Linked DNA regions of Mus musculus: region 1 is linked to region 2. Evidence: chromatin loops called from intact Hi-C (ENCODE). Cell type or tissue: gastrocnemius. All regions are shown on one strand. Each heading gives the region's core, and the rest is flanking DNA. Links, peaks and the distances in the headings are about the cores only.

What was found. Hi-C counts contacts between places; a loop is a spot of excess contacts. Peaks named below come from ENCODE experiments on the same cell type or tissue, not always from the same donor. Only the 100,000 strongest peaks of a DNase experiment are listed, where the experiment ranks them.
Region 1: it touches region 2 in a loop (2.7-fold over the local background); 11 of 42 quality-filtered maps call a loop at or near these places.

Annotation. Positions count from the first base shown.
Region 1 is chr13:56,551,711-56,562,260 of GRCm38, forward strand. No RefSeq gene overlaps it. Among named protein-coding and RNA genes, the nearest start is that of Lect2, 8.4 kb to the left of the region's middle. In gastrocnemius, for the core only: a CTCF peak has its summit at 4,405 (motif pointing right); DNase peaks (open chromatin) are centred at 2,876 and 4,484.
Region 2 is chr13:56,751,661-56,762,210 of GRCm38, forward strand. It overlaps Gm45623 (predicted gene 45623), which reads right to left and starts at 2,167. Exons shown (of 1, transcript NM_001378296.1): 1 at 1-2,167. The coding sequence starts at 1,631. The coding sequence ends at 1,320. In gastrocnemius, for the core only: a CTCF peak has its summit at 4,273 (motif pointing right); a DNase peak (open chromatin) is centred at 4,361; H3K4me3 peaks cover 189 bases.

The DNA of each region.
Region 1 (10,550 bases), core at 2,328-7,327, 200 kb before region 2:
GCAGGTAATGGCTTCTAGGATTTTACTACACTGTGCCCTGCAGTTACTTTACTGTTAGATCTATGTTGTTTGACCTGCTGGTCCCTTCCTCCAGAGCCCACTCCGAAGATCTTGCCTAAAGCTGTTGGGCCACTGCCTTCTCACCACGTGCATTCAGAGAACTAAACCAAAGCCAGACCCTCTCTACTGAAGTGTGTCTACTGTAGTCATCGTCAGAGAGAAAGAGGCACAAGATGTACACGCTTTGGGGACTGGGACCTTGTTGTAGTGATGAGACCCTACTCTCCCCGCTCCCAGACACCCCCTCCCAGATGGAATGGAAACAGATGTCCTGTGCTGATGGGGGGGGGGGGGCTAGACAGCTATCCAAGTTCCTCATTTCCCCCGTTGTTATCTCTCTCTGTAAAGCTATTAGCCAAGTCCATTGTCTCTTCTTGGAAATTATCCTGATTTCCCCCCCTGACTTTTAGGAAGTAGCTATATTTAATGTTCTTATTATATAAGCATTGCATTTTTATAGCAAAACCCATCCCCAAATTCAAGTCAGTATAAAACAAATATCCATAACCATTTGGGTCACATGCATTTCCTCACACACACCCACACACACACATCTTGCCCCTTTTTTTTCTGGAATATCAGCTTTTGTTTTTGTTTTTGTTTTTGTTTTTGTTTTTCGAGACAGGGTTTCTCTGTATAGCCCTGGCAGTCCTGGAACTCACTTTGTAGACCAGGCTGGCCTCAAACTCAGAAATATGCCTGCCTCTGCCTCCCGAGTGCTGGGATTAAAGGCGTGCGCCACCACGCCCGGCGAATATCAACATTTTAATATATGTGTACTCACTTCTGTGTTAGAGCATAGCTCTTGAAATGCACAGGAGGCTTGCTTCTGCACTTTCTCAAAGTCGTTTCCCTTCCCCCACCCCAGGCTCTCTCCCACAGCAAGCATTCTGCTTTCCCCCCCAACCCCTGCTCTCTCCTGCAGCAAACTTCTCCCCTTCCATGGCTGCACCTAAGAGGAGCCACAGGTACCAGCTTGAGTAAGATGGATAGGCACGCTTTTAATCCCAGCACTTGGGAGGCAGAGGCAGGCAGATTTCTAAGTTTGAGGCCTGCCTGGTCTACAGAGTGAGTTCCAGGACAGCCAGGGCTACACAGAGTAATAATAATAATAATAATAATAATAATAATGACAGAGGACAGCCTCCCTTGCCTCTGTGACACTGAGGCTAGCACTCTTGCTGATAGCCAGCAGGGCGCTTCCCAGGTGCAGCTGGTGCCTGTCCTTGGAAAAAAGAGATTAGGGTCCCATGTTTGAATCATGGAAGAGAGGGTGATCGGGGGTCACAGACAGTTATAGCTAGCCATAAAACTAGTTCCTGGTTGGCCCATAAAGATAGTTCGTAGGTCACAAGAATCCCCCTCTCAGCCATGCGATCCCGCCCTACCAAATGGTATCGTGTCTGAATTATGACTCACCGTATCCTCCTCCCCCACCCCCCATCACCCTAAGCATTCAAAGAATCTCTAACCATGCTATATATAAGTGCCAAGCCTTCCAAGCTTCTGGTCGCACTCCTGTCCTGAGCTGTAGGAAGGTTTGTGATCGAGTCTGACTCGAAAACAGTAAAAAATAAAAAATAACAATAAAACCAATATGCACAATTGCATCGGACTCTGCAGTTCTTGAGCTCCCCTGGGCTTCCTGCAGAGTCGGGGCATAACACTCTAAAAGCAAAGAAAAACAAAACCCCGAGGCTGCTTTATAGAATATTATGTTGCAGAGGGTCAATGTGTCAGGACTGATCTGGGAACTCCCATTTGGGAAACTGACATGCACCCGTTTTGGTCTTACTCAGCTGTGGGAAAAATCAGAGAGTATGGACGCTAATATTTTACATTCTGTTCTGTAGAACCACGCAAGGCCGTTTTCAATAGGTATGTAAGGTGCTGTAGGCACGTTCCCCATTCTAGACTGCTCCCTGCCCTCTGTCACCCTTCCCAAAATTCCCCTTTGTTCCCTTTGATGGTTCTACTTCTATGTGTCTGTGTGTGATTTTCTCTCTCTACACAAATCCCAGGGCTCACAAATGAGCAATCACACGATATCATCTTTCTGAGCTGACTTGATTGGCTTAATATGATTGCCTGTGGTTGTTTTTATTTTTCTGTAAATGGTGTAACCTTGTTCTTCCTTACAGCTGAAAAAAAATACTTGCATATTCTTTCTTTCATTGTTTTTCTTTTTGAAATTTTATTTTAGCTACAACATTTCTCCTTTCTCTTTCCTGTCTCCAGCACCCATTTACCCCTCCTTTGGAAGCTTGTACACAGGGTACCATGAGAGCAAGTCCTCAGGGAGGGGGCATCGGGGTCAGTTCCAGATTGTGAGCCTCTGGGCCCTGCTTCTGAAGTGCAGGGTGCCATCAGCAAAGGGGACTTACTTTCTACCTCTAGGAGACAACCAAGGACAATAGCAGTAGGCTGTATGTTTGGGGAATCTCTTAGCCCTGGGCAAGACCTCCAAAGAGGGCCGCTAATGTCTGGTTTGGAGTTTTTATCAGGTGGTCTTTGTCCCTTGCAGAGAGAGCCATCAACCCCATGAGAAAAGTTTATTAAATTATGCGTGTATTTTCATACGCTAAATTATGTAAATAGTATCTTTTCTTGTGGCTTTTCCAGATGTACATATTGTTATGTTACCTCCCTCCTTCATCTTCCTGAATTTACCTCCTCCCTCTTCCCTAAGGACTCTGCACTTTCCCTGTTCCCCCATCAGCTCACTTACATCTTGCTAGCCCCTCTTCCCATCTCCCTGATGAGATTACTTGTATCCTGCTGTCCTGTCTCTATTGCTCCCCCCAGTGCCCAATCCTGGCAATGGTCCTGCTATACAATCCTGGTTTCTATGGTTACAATGGGTTATGCATTCACTGCTGAAGATTTGGGGCTAGAAAGGCAACGCCTGTCTTTCTGAGTCCGGTAAACCAGCCTTTCTTCATCTGTTTCCCAGTTGTTGGATGTGTGGGTTGGTCAGCACTTTCATATCAGTATCTCTGATCTTTTATTTGACCTGTAGTTTGAAAGCCTTTGAATAAAGCTGGGGCAGGGGGAGAGGTAACCTTACCTTCAAAGGACTGTTGGTGACCAAACATCCCAGGCTTCCTGCTGGTCCTCTCTCAGAAGAACCTACCTAAAGGTGTCAGACCACTGGCTTCTCACCATGTGGGTTCAGAAATCTAAAATAAGGCCAGAGCCTCTCTAGCTATAAAGCCTGCCTATCGTAGTCATTGTCAGAGAGTCAGTGCATGCACATTTCAGCTTCTGTGGATGCTTTGGGCACTGGGGACCTTGTTGTAGTGATGAATCCATACCCTTTCTACCAAATCCTCCCCTCCCTCCCCCAGACAGACAGACAGATGGACGGACAGACAGACAGACAGACAGACAGACACACACACACACACATACACACACACACACACGCACATCCAAATGAAACAGAAACCATTTTAAGCATGGGGAATTAGTGGGAACATTTTGGGTGGTGAAATAAAAAGAGGGGGATTTGATAGGAAATAATTTTAACATAGGGGATGAAGTCCAGGCTTTCTAGTGGCTGGAGGTAGTCAGCTTACCCTAGAACCTAACAAGCATTTCTCAGCAAGCCATTTCTTTGTGTATTGTTGAAATGAATAATTATAGATGGGGCAGGGTCGTGGCCCTTACAGCAGACTAGAGACCATGCTTGGTTGTTTACTTTAAATTTGGTGTAAGCAATGGAAGGCACCACTGTCTCTTGATACAACGTATAGTTTATACATACAGTGTAGCTTTGTAGCACGGGTAATGTAGCACTTCAAGGTCGGAGTGATATCACAGGAGACTTTCTGGTCAGAGGCCCCTTTAGAAAAATTGTCTATTTCTAGCTGGCAAGAGTGCAGGATACAAGCCATGGATTTCTTCATGTGTCCAAAGCAGACATCACTAGTCAAGCCTTGGGATCTATCAAACTACATTGATGTTAGCATGAGGATTAAAGTCCACTGGCCACGCCTAGTAGAGTGGAATTTAATCCAAAGTCTCACTCTGAGTCTTTCCAGTACCCAAGTCTTGGATGTAGAGAGAGTGATTCAAGTGACTGGGGACCAAATTAATGAGCACACAGAGAGAGGTGGCAGCTTGAGAGACAGGTAGGTAGATCGGTAAGGATTATGATGTTCAACGGAGACAGTTCCTATACAACACAACACAAAACATACTTTCTATGACTCCAGTTCTTGGGAAAGTGTTTATACACCCTAAAAGGCAAAGAATTTAGAGCTTTTCCCACCACTATTGTGGTCCTGTGTGAAATTGTCCCCTTTCCCATGAAGAAATGGAATAAAAATTGTTCCCCACTAGAGGTCACCAAACAGATTCAGAACCTCGAATGTCCAGACTTCCTTTTCTGCTCAAAGGCTTATTTTCCACAGTGTGTCCCTGGAGGCTGGCCAGGCAGCACAGCAGCCCCAGATTAAACAGGGCCAGTCAGGGTGTCCTTATCTCTTTAAAAATGGAGGGAAGAAGTATACCATATGTAATAAATGTCTGTGTCTTTGCACCTGTGACAGATTTAGTTTTTCAATTGAAATGTCACATGACATAAAACCCTTTCAAATTTTATAACACCTGGCTTCTTAATATCTTCACAGAATCACAACACAACTCTCCTTCCAGGATGCTGTCATCGCCTCTAAATAAGATACACACTATCAGCCACCCTCCCTCCATTGCCTCCAGCTGCCCACCCCCATAACTCAGAGTCTACCTTTCCCTTCTATGGTCTTTACTCATTCCGGATCTTTTACATGAGTGGAATCATGTAACCATTGATATTTTGTGTCTGGCTTCTTTCACTTTGAGTATTGTTTCCCAGGTCCATTCACAGTATAAATGCGCCACAACTGTCATGAATAGTGCATCTGTGAGCTGTTGGATCCCATTATAGATAGTTGTGAGCCACCATGTGGTTGGGGGGAATTGAACTCGGGACCTCTGGAAGACAGTCAGTGCTCTTAACCTCTGAGCCATCACTCAAGCTCCCTCAGTGTACAGGTTTTTGTGGGGATAAGGTTTCAGCTTCCTTGGGTGGACACATAGACACATAGAGGAGGAATTGCTGACACAACTGTGTTGAACAAGGTGAGCTTTGATCTGCACTGAGCCTGTGATGTCTGAGTCTGATTTTCCCTCAACTCTGCCAACACTTGCCTCCAGCCGAGTGAGAGGTAGACTTTCAGGTTTGTACTATAACTCCTTTTGCCTGCTGACTCGTGACACTGGGTGTATTTTCATGGACCAAGGCACACTAACCCTTTCTTTCTCTCATTTGGAGAAATGTCTATTGAAATCTTTTGCCCGATTTTCTTGTTTTGTGTTATTTGTCATTTTGTTGTTGCAATGTCAGCGATCTTTACATATTGTGGATACTAGACCTCTTCAGGTACCTAATTTCATGTTTTGTCCTGTCACATGGGTTGTATTTTCACTCCCTGGACAGCATTATTAGCCACATAGAAGCTTGGAATGTTAATGAGATTCTGAGTTTGTGTTCACCTTTAGCAGTTTGTGATTTATAAGTTATATCCAAAAAACATCTTCTAAAACATCACTTCAATTATTTTTAGATTTATTTATCTAGAATTGATATACAAAATTGGACGCCTTTAATTTATGCCTTTTGATGTGTTTGGATATATGTACATACACGAGATGCCATCACCCAAGTCGAGGTACCAAATGTCCACCATCACCAGACGCTTCTTGCCCTTTTTCAAATGTGGTTTGTTGTTATCTTTCTTTCAGGGTAAGAGCAGTAAACATGAGCTCTGTCCTCACAACACACTTTAACGTTCACATGCCACCGCTGTGAACTACAGCTGCCATGTGGAATGTACGGCTTACTTCTAGAATCGTTTCGTCTTCTCTGGCTAAACCTTTATGCCCGCAGAGCTTGTTATGTCTTGCTTTCTCCTGCTCCCGCCAACCACCTTCCTGTTCTTGCCTCTTTGTTCTCAATCTCACATAAGTGGAATCATGACCTTGACCTCCTGTGCTTGGCTTGTTTTACTTTAGTAAAATGTCCTCCACGTTTATCCATGTTGGGCTAATGGATATTTTAAGACTGAATAATGTTCTACCATACTCACATGGTCACTGGTGGATACTTCAATTCTATTGACTGACATTTGATTGTATCTTTACTATTGTGAGTAATATTGCATTGAGTGTGTGTGGGGGGGTATGTATGTGAATGGTTCATTGAATATAGAGGTGCAGGCATCTGAGACCCTGGTTTCTATTCTTTTGGGTGTTTACGTGGAATGAATGGCAAAGTCGCATGGTAGTTATACATTTTAAGCAGCGCGGAGCTGGAGACATGGCTCAGTGGCTAATAACAATGGTTATTCTTGCAAAGAATCCAGTTTTGATCCCCAGCACCCACATGGTGGCTCACAACGATCTGTGTAACTCAAGTTCTGGGAAATATGATACTTTCTTCTGACCTCTGCAGGCACTGCACACTTGTGGTGCATAGACACATATATAGGCAAAATACCCTGGCCCATAAAATAAAAATAAAAATTTAAAAAAATTTGAGGAACTGCTACAGTTTTCTATTTCACCAAGATCACATAAGGGTTTTTAATTTCTTTGAGTTTATTGGTTTTTTTTATAATAACTATCCTGACAGGTAAGATGATATCACGGGCAGACAGACAGACAGACAGACACACACACACACACACACACACACACACATACTCCTCAGGAAGCACAGCTAAGTGGAATGAATGTGTGTGGACCTAGCCACTGTGTGCCGGGGGCAGACAACTTCAAGGTGCCTTCTGAGTGTCTGGGTCTCCATGACAGCTCCAGTGTTAACACTCACACACAGTTGTCTCCTGGTGAGAGACTAGAGGATTTTGTCTCTGGCATGCTTTCATGGTCAAAAGACTCGTGATAGTTGGTACCAGACAAAGCATGGGACTCAGTCGGCACCATCCAGATACTCCAGCCTATCCAGCAAGACTCAGCACCGACTCATTGAAAGCCAGTCTTTTCAGCTGAGACTCTCCTGTCTTCAAAACTCTGCCTGGGATTTGATTTCTAGAAACTATCCCAGAACGTCCCAAACACTGGGTCCCAGCAGGCACACCTCTCACTCAGCTTCCCCTGCTGCTGAGACTTTGACCAAGAGGAAGCAAACAGTTAATGGCCACCTAGGGAAACACAAACTTAGCTTACCCCACGCCACAGTAGACACTGAGCTTTGAACCCAGAAATTGCACCACATGCAGATGCACCTCTTGGCACCATTGCTCTGATTGACTCAGAGCAGCTGAATGTCTTAAAGTGAGTGATAACTCCACCGTTACAGGGATGCTCATCTGCTCAGGGATCAGAATGCTCCTCTAGCTACTGGCATCTCCTAAAAATAGAAATTGTCAACAAGAATGTCTTTCCTACCGATGAGTGATCAGAAATCCGGTCCATGAGGCTTGGACTCTGAGTGTGGTCAGAGGACTGAATGCCACAGTGAGGGATCTCCCAGTAGGGAGGCAAGCAGACCAAACAAGGTCGGTACCTCAGGGGGTAAAGCTCAGGGGACAGAATGAAGAATGAGTGTGGATACAGGGACAGGACAATTGAGAGAAACAGGAACATCCTCTAGCCAGTTCAGCCTGTGACACATTTCAGAGGTAGCAATACTTCCCTGCTGGCCTATTTCTGACATTCTGCTACCTCCAGGGAGACTTGGCCTTACCCTGGGAACATTTCTGATGGAGACTAACAGAGGGGGTACACTTGTAATCGCTGGACAGTCACAAACATTTATGTCATGGCTGGGTATGTCATTCCATGGCTTTTATCTGTTTTCAAGGTTTACTGTGAACATGTTTTATGAGAAGTTAAAGATTTGAGAGAATCCTGCTGTTGCTAGATCAGGGCTATTAAGTGAAGAAACTCCGTTAGACCCGAGGCTGCAAAATGTGGTGTGACCTTACGTGGGTTGCCTGGCTTCAAGCAAGTCTTAGGCAGGCTGTTGGTGGGAAGTAGAACCTTCTAGGAAAATACAATCTTTATGCCCTAGAGGCATCTTCTGAAAGCCAGAGTGGGGAGGGAGAAAGAGAAAGAAAGGATGGAGAAGAGAGGGAGGTTGAAAGACAAGGAGAGGATAAACAGATTTTTAAAAATTTGCCCAGGCAATTGTGAGGGCAAGCAGGGTAGGCAGACTGGAGAGAGCTGGAAAGAGCTAACTCTGCAACGTGAGGTCCAAAGGTGTTCAGGAGGCAGCATTTTCTCTTTTGAAAGGATGTTTTCAGCTGATTGGATGAGTCGCACCTCGTTTTATAGAGAGATCTGCTAACTTGGAGTCTGTGGATTTAAATGTTAATCTGAGGCAGCTCTGGGGCAGGACAGATGGCCTAGTGGTCTGCCAACTCTGACAACCTGAGTTCACTCTCTCAGACCTGCATGGTGGAAGGAGGGAAAAGACCCTAGGACCTCGCACTCCCTGTGCCATGTGTCTGCCTACTCATGTACACACTCGCAGACAAATAACAAAGGTAATGATTAGCTTTCAGAGAAATGTTTAAATGTTAATCTCATCGGCAAAATAAGTTACTTCCCAGGCACCTTCTTCCACTGGGGTTTGAACAAACCTCTGGAGACCATGGCCAAGCCACGAAGACATGAAGTAACCATTGGGCCACCTGGCACCTTTGCTTCAGATAACGAATGGGTTTGACTTGGAGTTGAGCTAGAACAGGCCTGCTGCAGGAGCCTGACTTGTGGGCCTCACCCGAGGACTTCAGGGAACTTCATTTTGTTGATTTCACTTACCTAATTACAATCTCAAGGATCCACGGGGTCTGTTTAGTTTACCATGGTCGACGAAGAGTCAGGGGAGCAATAAGACAGGAGGAGAAACTGTAAGCTGGGAGAGCATTCCTGAGATACGTTCCAGAGTGTCTAGAGAGCACTCTGCCTCAGTCCTTTGTCATTTCCCAGGAGCAATGACAGGGAAGAGAAGGGCCTTCTGGAGAGACACGGGGAAGGCACGCTGAAACAGGCAGGGAGGATCCCACAGGGAAAGACCAAGAACTTGGCCCCAGGCCTCCTCAGTCCCAAAGGAAGACGAGGCACTGCAGGAGAACCAAAGAGTTGGAAGAGGACCTTTCCTCAGCGACTTTTGAAATGACAATCACCTACTAAGTGATTAGTGGTTTTGTTCTTTTGTGGATCAGTAGCATTTCTTTTGAAACATTTTTTTTTCTGTTGAAGTTTGTTTCTTTTTATTCTCCAGCAAATTATGTTTGCCTTTAAAAATAAAAAAAAAATTAAGGCCAACTTTGTCTTGCCAAGGTAGAAGGATTTCCATTGCGTATCAATTCTCTATTAACGACTCCAGGGATGAGGGTCCTCGGTGTTTCTCTCAAAGGGGACAGAGCACCTTTTGTTTTACTGTTTGCTGCTCTGTTTGCTGCTAAACTTTGCTTGACCACACTGGAGCTCACACAAAGCCACAACTGTTGGACCTTGACCCATGGAAAGCACTCACCTACATCCACGCCCTCCACCCCCATCCAAGCACAGTCTCTCTGAATGGCAGCCAAGGCAGCATCCCTGAGACTCCCCGAGGTCTGTGTGTGATGACGATTTCCGACGGAGCCCAAGCATGGAATGGCCAGAAGGAAAGAGGTCTATTCCTGGAGAGCCTGCTAGCAGAATCAGGCTACCTAAAGATGGAGTGTGTGGGGTGGCAGGGTAGAACAGCCCCAGTCTTCTAAGTAGATAGACAAGGAGGTGACCAGAAGGATGGAATTAAACAAGGCATGGACTCAAATGCATCTGATAATAGGATCGGCTCACGATGGGGCCCTAGGAAGGTCCCTGCCCCTCCCCACCAATGTCTGCCTGCCCAGGAGTAACGGCAAGAAGAGGAGCAAAACCAGGAGGTTGTCAGCTCAGCTGTGAGTTCTAAACCCAGCGAGAGCACAGGTGACATCAGAAAACCTGGTCTTAGAGAGACGAGTTACACAGGACCTTCCGGGATACCTGCTTTCTTCCCATGGAACACATCTTCCCTGCAGAGTCCCTGTGGAGGAGTTCGACAATCCTGTGCGTCTTTCTTCCTTTCCCTCTACTCAAAGAACCTTCCCACCTTCTTACACACCAGTCCTGTTTGTGCCACACCTTTCTCCTAGCTGGCCACAGGTTTTCACTGCCATGAAACGGTTTTCAGTCGAAAAAAACAAAACAAAACAAAAAAACAAACTTTTTTTTTATGAGGCATTTAAGTTCCTTCAGAACCATAACCCCATGTGTATCCTTCAGGTGTCTCCTATTTCTCTGTGAAAGTGAGCGACTTGAAGGATAAGACCAGGGTCAGCCCCTGGGCTTTGTTCTTAATGTGATCAAGTATTTGAGCACGATTAAACTTTCTGTGAGTATGTGCATGTGCAAACACTGGTGTACCCACCTGGGTTAATGTACGCATGTAG
Region 2 (10,550 bases), core at 1,966-6,965:
AGCCAAGTGGCTCCTGGGAGTGTTTTACACACCCACTAAAATAACTCCCTGGGGGGGGGGGAGTTGGCGGGGCACGGGCACATGGTAGTCCATGCCCTGTGATCCCAGCATTCAAGAGGCAGAGGCAGGCAGACCCTCTGTGAGTTCCTGACCAGCCAGGCCTGTGAGACCCTGTGTCAAAACCAAACCCACCTCCTGGAACTAGGCTAACTTAGAAAATAGTCAAAGTTGTCACAACCTGCCTCCTCACCCCCTAGTTCTTTGTCACCATTGTTCTCGTGGGGATCTCGGGGCTGGCTTTTGTCTGCTTGGGAGGAAATGCTACCCCACTCCCTCTCCTTTCAGGACCTCACTTCACCAAGCCCCGTCTCTGCCTCAGGGCTCTGAAAGCTTTAGGCCCAAGACAGCTGTGGGGGCACGGGCATGAGAGAAAGCTCTGCCTCTCAGAGAGGGTCTCTACGGGGTCCAGTTAACAGGACCATTCAGCAGATCAGGTTATCCTTGGAGTCTGCCAGAAAACAGAACCCCAAAGAAAACAAACGCTTTCCAGAGCAAGCAAAAAGCTAGGGAAACCCAGACAGCAGGTATGCTCAGACTGACCTGACCCTCGCAGAGGAGGTGGGTCAGCCTTGGGTCTATTCCTCCTGGGGATGGGCCCTTCACAATCCCTTTCCCAAACGGTGCAACCAATGATCAGTGTTTTCGGTGCTGGATCTAATTTGGTGAGCTTTTATTGTAGAAACGTCTTGGGTGGAGACACGAGATGCAGACTTTCCGTTGCAGCACCCCCGCAGCGGTGGATGTAATCCTTTGTCCCTCCACAGATCCCTCAGCCCCTGCTCTCTGAGGAAACTGGGTACTCGAACCCAAGCAGGACACACTGAAACCTTGTGTCATTTCTCTATCGGATCCCCAGTGTTAAGGAGCAAGATAGGCGGGAGCAGCTGCAGACAGCCCATAGGGCCCCGGAGTCCAGTCCGCACAGTCAGCTCCTGATTAGTCCCGCGCTCGCGGTGCCTGCTGCCTGTCTGCGAGCAAAGTCAGGAACTCACCAGGCAGGCAAGGAAGGCTCCTGTGCCCGGGTGGGTCTTTCTGGGTGGTTTCCTGACAGGACCTGTTGTAGGTGGTGGAGGGGGGTACTCGCCTAGGGAGTACTTTTAGGCACTGGGACCAGGACCCCAGGCAACCTCCTAACACCCCTTATTCTCCAGGTCCAAAATGGTTTTTGGGAGACTCCGAAGCCCAACCTACTCTGCTCCTGCTGGATGCTTTCTGCAAGGCCAAAACCCAAGCTCCCCGCGGCCCTGACTCCTCCTGCCCTATACCGGTCGCGTCTTCCAGGGCGCACGGGCGTCGCGGAGCGAGCGATCGTGGGGCAGCGCAGCAAAGGCCGAGTGGCGCAGCTGGCAGCCGATAAAGAGGACGACGAGCGCCACGGACAGCAGCAGGAGGAAGAAGAGCAGCAGGTAGGTGGGCAGGTCGGGCTTGGTGGCCGAGCCGTCCCGAACTCCACGCGCGGTGGCCAGCTCCAGCGGCAAAGCGCCCTCTGCCTTGACCGTGGCTCCGGGGGCCAGCGCGGCACTTCCCGCCGCCTCCGGCCCGCTAGTGGCGTTGAACACGTCGCCGTACATGATCCGCGGGGACCCGCCGACTCCGGCAGGACCACCTCACTTCTGATGCTGTAGACCGGCGCTGCTAAGAGCCTCCATGACGTTCCCCTCCCGCCTAGCCGCGCTCACCTGGCGGGGAATCGGCGCCCCCCAGGCGGCGAGGTCACTGGGACCCTCGGCGCGCGGGGGTGGTGGTGGTGTCGTCCGCCGCTCAAGATGCTCAGCCGCGGCAGACCCCGGCACCTCGGGAGTTCCCGCTTCTGTCTGTTGCTACCTGGAGAGTTCTGAGCCCCGGGCCCGTTTTACGGCTTTCCAGCCGCTCTTCAGCTCCGGTGAGCTCCGAAGCACCCCTGGGCTGCAGCCGCTGCGAAGGGTGCAGGTGAATGCAGAAGCAGCGTGCGGGGCTCTGCTTTGGGCGCCGGTGCTCGCGGATCCTCTGCTCCCCCGGGTGCGGTGGCCTTTTGGAGCGGTCCTGCAGCCTCCCAGACGCCTGGTGTATTATAGCGAACCTGTCCTCACGCGCTCTCACCGCTGCGCTCCTGCCTGAGCTGGAGACTGAGCTCGGAGCAGCTTCTGTCCTGGGAGGGAGGGAGGCGGGGAGGTGGCAGGGTTTGCAGCACTGCCCTGAGAGAGAGGCTGCGAACCAATGACTGAGGATCAGAAAGGACAGCGCTGCGACCGCCTGCCTTCCATCACTCACCAAAGAGGATACTGAGGAGAGAAGCGGGAGAAAGAGGAAACAGAATAGCGGGAGAAAGAGGAAAAGAAACGGAGAAAGACGCTAAGACAGTGGGGTTCTCATTCTTCCTCCCATCTGCAAAGCCTGGGACTGAAGGAGCTGGGATTTGAACCTAGCCTACCTGGCCGGGAGTCCATAGCTTGGCCTCTACAGTGAGTCCCCTCTCATGGCAGAGGGGTTTTGGTAGCTGCTATTCATGCCTCTAACCACACGTTGGTTGAATATAGGGCACGGCACGGGCTTCAGAGTTCATGTCCCACACTGTCATAGCACCGTGGTACCTTTGTATGCAGTGGGGTACCTGAGCACCTTACCTCGGGTGGAATCTGGCAGTCAGTAAGGATCTCACCTACCAAGGCTGCACAACTGCAAAAGAGTCTCAAAGTCCACAGGCTGGGCTCAGTACTAAGTCTACCTTTTTGGAGGTGGGGTGGGGGTGGGGGTGGGAGTGGGGAGGCTGATTTATGAGCAGCCATAGGCCATCAGGTAGAACATTTAATTAAGGGGGTGAGCTGGTTTGTTTGTTTGTTTATGGTCAATTTGACCATATGCAAGAGTCATCTGGGAATCTCAAACTGAGAAAATTTACCATGGGAACGTCTGTAGGGTATTTTCTTGAGCAATGGTTTTGTGGGAGGTGTCTGTGCCATCCCTGAGGAGGTGATCCAGGGTCGCATAGCATGAGAACGCAGGCCATGGGAGGCAAGCCAGTGAGAAGAGTTCCTCAGTGGCTCTTTTTTTTTTTTTTTTTTTTTTTTTTTTTGGTTTTTCGAGACAGGGTTCCTCTGTGTAGCCCCGGCTGTCTTGGAACTCACTCTGTAGACCAGGCTGGCCTCGAACTCAGAAATCCGCCTGCCTCTGCCTCCTGAGTGCTGGGATTAAAGGCGTGCGCCACCACGCCCGGCTCCTCGGTGGCTCTTGCTCCCCTTCCTGCCTGCAGGCTGAGCTCCTGCCCTGATGTCCCTCAGTGAAGAACTGCGACCAGGAAGGAAGCTTCTCTAAGCTGCTCTTGCTCAGACCCTCACACCTGCCACATCCCCATTTCTTTCCCCCCCTGCCCTGCCCCCAGGTGTTGCCAGTTTGCATAGAACCCCAGTGACTGGCTGCCCATTGCTCAGACGGAATTCACCTGGGCAAAATGGCCTGAAGATGAGTTGTTCATACTGTGGGGACTCAGGCTTCCGCGGGAGTTGGTCACTTGCTCAGCAACCCTTGCCTGCTCCACTCTCCCATAAAGAGTCAAGAAGAGAACGTGAGCTGGTCATGGGCGACTCAGATGGAGAGGCCTGGGAAAGGCTTGGTAACTAGAACTTTCTAGTGGGCAGTCCGAGGGACTGGGGATGGTGTGTGTGGTGTGTGTGTGTTTGTGTGTGGAGGGGGGGGGGGGAGTAGCAAGTCCTTGTCTCATGCAGGAGGCAAACAGCAGCTGCCACACTCCTCAGCAGGCAGTCTCTCTCTCACTCCTCACCCTAGTGTCAATTTTGTTACCTCACCGATTGTGGGAGAGCTTGACACAACCAGTCAAGTGCATGTCTATGCCTCCCCCCCCCCATATGTAGTGAGTACCCAGGGAAAACCTAGGATGTCTGTTGAACGAGCCAATGGAAGGAGAAGTTAGCCAGTCCTTTCTCCCCACTGCACACTGGGCTTGCAAAGACAGTACCCCAGTGACTGGCTGCCCATTGCTCAGACGGAATTCACCTGGGCAAAATGGCCTGAAGATGAGTTGTTCATACTGTGGGGACTCAGTATGAACAGTGGCCAAGGTGTGCCTGGCCAGAGGCCATCCTCACAAACCCCTTCTTGGTGCTGCAGACGCACCCTGGGCACTCCCATTCGGACTTGAAACTGTGGTCCCAAGCACAGTGATGAACTACCATTCACTGAAGAGCTCCAAGGGCTTTTGCGCTTCCCTGTGGGGGACTCTGCAGAGCCTCCCTGGGCCAGGAGGGGGCGCTGTTGAAGTTAGGGCAAAGGCAAACTCAGCGCTGCCCACACCCGCTCAGTTGCCAACCTTGACAGCCTTGGTCCTGGCAATCAATCCTTGTGCTTAAAGAACACAGGTCTCTGGGCCTCCATGTTTGGCTCCCGTTTAGACCAACAACTCCCTTATCTGATGGGAAAGCTGGCTTGGAGAGGTGCCAAATTTTATCCTTGTTAGCACAGGACACCGTCACATAACCAATGCAGGGCCACAGTTGCAGGGGCAGGAGTCACTTTCTCTGTAGGCCTGACCTATTTCTCACAGCATGTGAACAGAGGTGGGACTTTACAGACATGCCAAACCAGAACAGGTCTTACTGGCACCATAGCCACACAGTGGTCCTCGTGGGGTAGGGCCGGGATGGAGGAGTAGTTCTGGGTCCTTGTGCGACTTGATTGAAAGGCTTGGCTGGCTCGGTTTGGGGCCTGGCCTGGAATTCCCTCCTGAGCTCTGGATGGGAAGTGGTGAGGCATTTTACACGCTTGAGCTGGGCACCAGCCTGGCTAGATGAGAGCCCAGGTAGTGGGTTCCCTGCAGCTGTGTGGGCAGCTCAGGTGGGAAGGGGCATCCTGGGACGGACAATGCTTTTGGATTGTATAGGGAGGCTTGATAGCGGATAGACTTCCCTACTCAGGAAACAGGTTGTGTTTCTAGGTCAAGGCTGTGGAACATGGGTCTGTGAAGAGGGCTTGGTGCAAAGGGAGGGTCCCTGCAGCACCACAGGCTCATGGCGGGGACAAAGGTCATCTCTGATCCTGAGGTCCCTGATGCCACTCACTCCTCCCACATGGCACTGAAGGATGCTGACGTCGTCTGAGTTTTCCCTCATGGCAGACTGTTTCTGTTCATGGCCCTATCCCAAATGGAGCAGGCTTGAGCTTTAGGGTTCATCTCCCGCACTGCAGCCCATGATGACACTGCCATTCCTGTATGTACCCCAGGCAAGAGATAAAACCCAGGAAGGGGAGTCACTTGTCAAGGTCACCCTGATGTGTTTGTACTGTAAGGGAGCCTCCAATTCCACCATCTGGGGGTGTCCACGCAGTCTATACAGGAGCACGTTGTCAAGCTGCCTTTCCTTGACAGAGTTGGAGGGGGTACATCTATATTGTCCTTCTGGGGAGCCCTCTGGTATCGATGGGGAAGCCACAGTTGATTTTCTGAAAGATATTCGGAGCCCTGAGGTTGATCACGTTCCCTGAACATCCACGGGCAGGAAATTAAACAAGGCTGGTACTGAGTAAATGCAGAGATGAAGTTTACACAGCTTTTTATACAAGCCAGAGCGACCTTCCATTAAGGGCGCTTTGTGTACTCACACATTTAAGTCTTGAGAAAGATTATAAAAGGGGGCTCTGAGGCCGCCGTTGACAGGCAGGGGCCACAGAACTGTGAACTCACAAAGACCTCTCTCCCATTACGCAGTTGTTAAGTGGCATGCGCGCCTTTCCTGGTGCCTGCCTGCAGAGACCTGGGGGACAGGGGCGGGGGGGGGGGGTAAGGACGCCCTCCTGCTATGTCAGCCACTTGCCGGGCTGTTGAGTGGAAACTTGAGAGATGGGGAGCACTGAGCCCCAGGATTTTGTAAACTTGCTGAAACGGTGCAGTGCTTGGTGAAGCCATTTCTGTTTCTTCTAAATGCTCGGGGAACCATTGTGAAACCGTTTATTGCCAGACAGGTTGGGGGTGACGGTCCGAGATGAAGAGACTTTGCTGTGAGGGAGCGTGGGTGGGCTCAGACCTCCTCTCAGCGAACTCTGGAGATACCCTTCCTGCAGAACAGGTTTTGGTTTGGGAGTAGGTTTTTATTCTTATGTTTTAACTGTTCCTGCCCCAGCTTCTGATTCAACCAGAGACGCATGGATTTGCCAGGACTGAGGACAAAGAGGAGGTACCCGTTCCTGGCATAGTAAACCCCACCTTCTGCGAGACTCCTCCTTCACACTTCCCTGTCCATTCTCCAAGCCTATTGCCTGTTCTCATTTGGAAAATCGGGTCATTTTGGAGTCTAATCTTGGGGCTATTTGTTGTTTATTTCTTAAAATGACCACAACTGGGTCATCACTGGCTACAGTTGCCGAGGTTATCTGTGAAAGGCCTACTAACCATTGGGAGGGGTGGTGGCTTTGTTCTTCTCGGGGTAGCTTCCATGTCAAGCTAACTGCATAGTAACATTGCTTTTTCCGTCTCTTGGTTTCTTTGGGTTGTGCTGAGGAAAAACTAATGTTACCCTGTTGGAGGGGGACCTCTGAGACGCACATGGGAACACCTACGATGAATAGGATATGTAGGTACAAGAAGCCACCCAGCAGTCACAGTACTGGGGTGATTCTGGAAAAGGGGTGGGGGAAGAACTCTATCAGCCAGGCCTGTGAGAGGTTCCCAAGCAAATGCCGCCCCATTGGAGTCTCTTGTGAGGCATGATGTAGGACTTAGTGGTAGTTCTGAGTGTGCTGATTCAACAGGAAGCTATCCTTTTGCTGGGCCGGGGCCGGAGACCCTTTGTAGCGTGTTGAATTCTGGGAGAAGAAATAGGTGGCAGGGGTTCACCCTTCCCCAGAAGCCTTCTCTCTTGGCTCTGGCCCCAGCAGGCAGTTCCTCCCTTCTGAATCTTCCCAGCCTTGGAGCGAACCATAGCTCTTGCCTGTGTCTGGGCTGGGGTGAGCGCCCCCTTGTGGTCAGTGTCTCTACCGTGTTTGTTTTTCAAGCTATGTTTTCACTGTAGCCAAGCTGTCATTGAACCTGTGACAACAGTCCTCTTGCCTCAGCCTCCCAAGTGCTGGGGAAGTTACAGAGTGAGGCCGGGCTGGCTCAGTGTGTCATGTCTGTGGTCAGTAGTTTCAGGCCCACTGGAATTCCAGGCTTCAGGACATCGTTGGGCAGATTACCTCTTCCTCTGGTTTACATTTCTGCTGGGGTTGCTTCCGCCCAGGCCTAGCCTCTGTTGCTGGGAACAGAGCTCTCAGCAGCTTCCTGCCTGTGCTCTTCCGAGGTCCATTCTCAGGTCTAGAATGAAGCCTGGAGTTTGTACACTTTTTGGGGCCCTCTCTGAGAATAAGACTCAGGATTTGGTTTTAAAAGTGAGCATTGACTTAGTACAGAAAACAGAATCAAAGTCAATGTTTAAAAAAAACCTGACAAAGGCTCCGAGTGTGGAAAGAAGATCAAACTTGCCAACGTAGCTTTCAGGCCCATGGTTTGGATGAGAATCACCCCCCCCCCCGCCCCCCAAGGCTCACATAGGCAATATTAGGAGGTGTGTTCTTCTTGGAGTAGGTATGGCCTTGTTGGAAGAAGTATGTCCCTTGGGGGCAAGTTTTGAGGTTTTAAACACTCAAAGCAGGCCAGTGTGGCTCAGTCTGTCTTCCTGTTCCCTGATGATACAGTTGTAGAACTCTCAGCAACCTCTCCAGCACCACGTCTGTCTGTGTGCCCCCGTGTTTCTAGAGGTGATAGTAACGGACTAAACCTCTGGACTGCAAAGCAGTCCCCAATTAAATATTTTTCCTTTATAAGAGTTGCTTTGGTCATAGTGTCTCTTCACATCAATAGGAACTCTAAGAGGAAAGACCTGCAGGGACAGTTCTTTAGTCTACATAGGCAGCCTGATGAAGAGGTACTGGGATGGCCCCTGTGACCTACAGTCAGCCCTGTGGCTGGAGCAGCATTCATCAGGAGGCTGAGGGACTCACTACCAGTCCATACCACAGTTGGGCCACCTGTGGGGATTGGTGTTGCTCCAGGCCATGGGAGAACAGGCTGGAGCTTTGGGCTACCAGCTCTTCTCAGGGATCAGTCCTGGTGAGGCAGAGACAGGGGCCCATTTGCCTCATACCACTCCCAGAAGACAAGGCCAAACCTCTGAGCCCAGGCTTTTTGAGGAGGCTCTTCAGTAGGAGCTCCTGGTAGCTGGCCTGGCCCGCACAGAGCCCGAGTCCATGGACACCAACCAGTCTGGAATTACTTGGTCAGCCTCTGAGAGTGTCCACTTTTGACACCAGCCCCTCTCCATCCATCCAACACAGAGTTGGCAAAAAGAGGGAGAGAGCCCATTTGCAGGAGGGTATTCATTTCAGATGGGAAACTATGACTTTCCCAGCAACTTGGTTTGTCTCCCCATAAAACTACAGTCAGCCCTCCCTGTCTGCATGGGCAGGTTCAACTGGCTGGGGGAGAAAATATTCAGGAAAACAGAATGTGTTAACCAGTTTGCCTTTTTTTTTTCTTTTCTGTTGTTGCTTTGTGAACAATGCAGGATAATAGCTAGTTAGGAAGCATTGACATTGAATTAGGATTATAAATAAACTACAGGATAGTGTGCTGCAAATCACATGCAAATAATGTTCCGTTTTATACAAGGACTTGGGTATTCAAGAATGTGGGTATCTGAGACGTCTTGGAGCTTGTCCCCCCTGGGATGGCGAGGGTGACTGGATGAGGATTTATTCTCTTGTTTTATAAGTGGCCAGTGACCCACTGCTCCAGCCAACCCTTTCCTGGCACCTTAGTCTGAGAAGGCCAGCTCTTACTCGCCCCCCCCCCTTTTTAAAATTTCCCCTCTGCCATGGGGACAGTACTGTCCTTTCCCAAGGAAAGCTGCAGGTCATAGTGAGCTGCTCTGGGGATTGTAGCTATGGGTAGGGGCAGAAAAAGGTCCCCTGACCAGGCAACCATGCAGGAGACCTGAGGAGTGCTTTTCCTGTTAGCCTTGGCAGGGAGGGAGAGAGGGACACGCAGGCCCATGGCCTGACTCGTGACGGAGTGTGGAGACGTTGGAGTGAGAAGCTGTCCTTTAAGTGGCATTTCAAATCTAAATCTGAAGCTCCATCAGCAGTGCCATTTTGTGATGAGGGCATCTTGTCCTCTCAGCTTCCAGCGAGGACACTCAGGCATCTCCGTCCTGGGGGCTCTTCCCTGGGAGTCAGCTTTGATTCCCTGTATCCCCGCTCTGCTGGGGAAAGAACTTCTCCCACTCCTGTCCAGAGAAGGATGGGTAGCCTTGTCTGGGGCGTGGAAGATGTGGGTGGCGTCACCCAGTTAGAGAGGGGGCTGCTTCTTGGGAAAAGCCTTTCGGATCACACTCCTTGTAGATGGTGCCGAGTTTCAGTGGGGAGCTGTGGCATCCAAGAAGATACCCGAGCAAGTGAAGGGCATTCAAGACATGCCAAGCCATCATCCAGCCTGAGTCTCTTGTTCCTGATCACCCACTCTGGCGAGAATAGCGGTGTTCTGCAGGTCTTCTGAGCAACCCAAAGGGCCGGGGCAGTATTCATCAGCTTGGTCTCAGTGTCTCCTCCCGGGACCTCTTCTGATTCACATCACAATCACTTGTGCTTTTAAAAGCTAATGGTCTCTGTCTTAGTTTGCTTTCTGTGGCTGTGATTAACACTGACCCAAAACAGGAAAGGGTTTATTTGGCTTGTGGATTATGATTCATTGAGGGAAACTAAAACAGGGACTGAAGCAGGGGCTGTGGAGGGGTCCTGCTTACTGGCTGGCTCCCCATGGCTTACTCAGCCTGCTTTATTAAACAGCTCAGGCCAACCTGCCAAGGTGTGACACCACTCAGAGTGGGCTGAGCCTGCCCACATCAATCATTAATCAAGAAAATACCCCAAAGACAAGCTCACAGGTCAATCTTATGGAGGCAGCTCTTTAACTAGGTTCCTTCTTTCCGGGGGGCTCTGATTTCCTAGTCCTCAAGATTCAAACCTAGTATTTGGAGCTATAGATGTGATGTGATGTGATGTGACGTGACGTGACGTGACGTGATGTGATGTGATGTGTGTGTTATGGGAGTACAGGGCATGCGCATTTGCTTACACCCAAGATTCTTCCAAAAGGCAGTCAGACTGCTCAAAGTCAACTGTGAGAGGGAAGGGGCAACATTGTAACACTCAGGGACAAGATCAAATGTTAGCTTTTGTGTTTCAACTGTCTAGGGGAGGTTCACAGCATCCAGAGCAAGGAAGGGCAGGGGTCTAGCTAGCAGCCCTTCTCTTTGGTGTCTTGCTTCAACCCTGCCTTTTTGCATGTTACTTTTTATCTTGTGCACAATGCTTTTGGGACAGCCTTGAATGACAGCAAAAATGTCCATCCCTGAAGTTAGGAACTATCCCCCAGGTCCCGGGGATCCTACATAGAAAGAAGATAGGGTTGGTCTGTGAGGGGGCAGAGAGTTCTCTGACTTAGAAAGGAGAACACACACACACACACA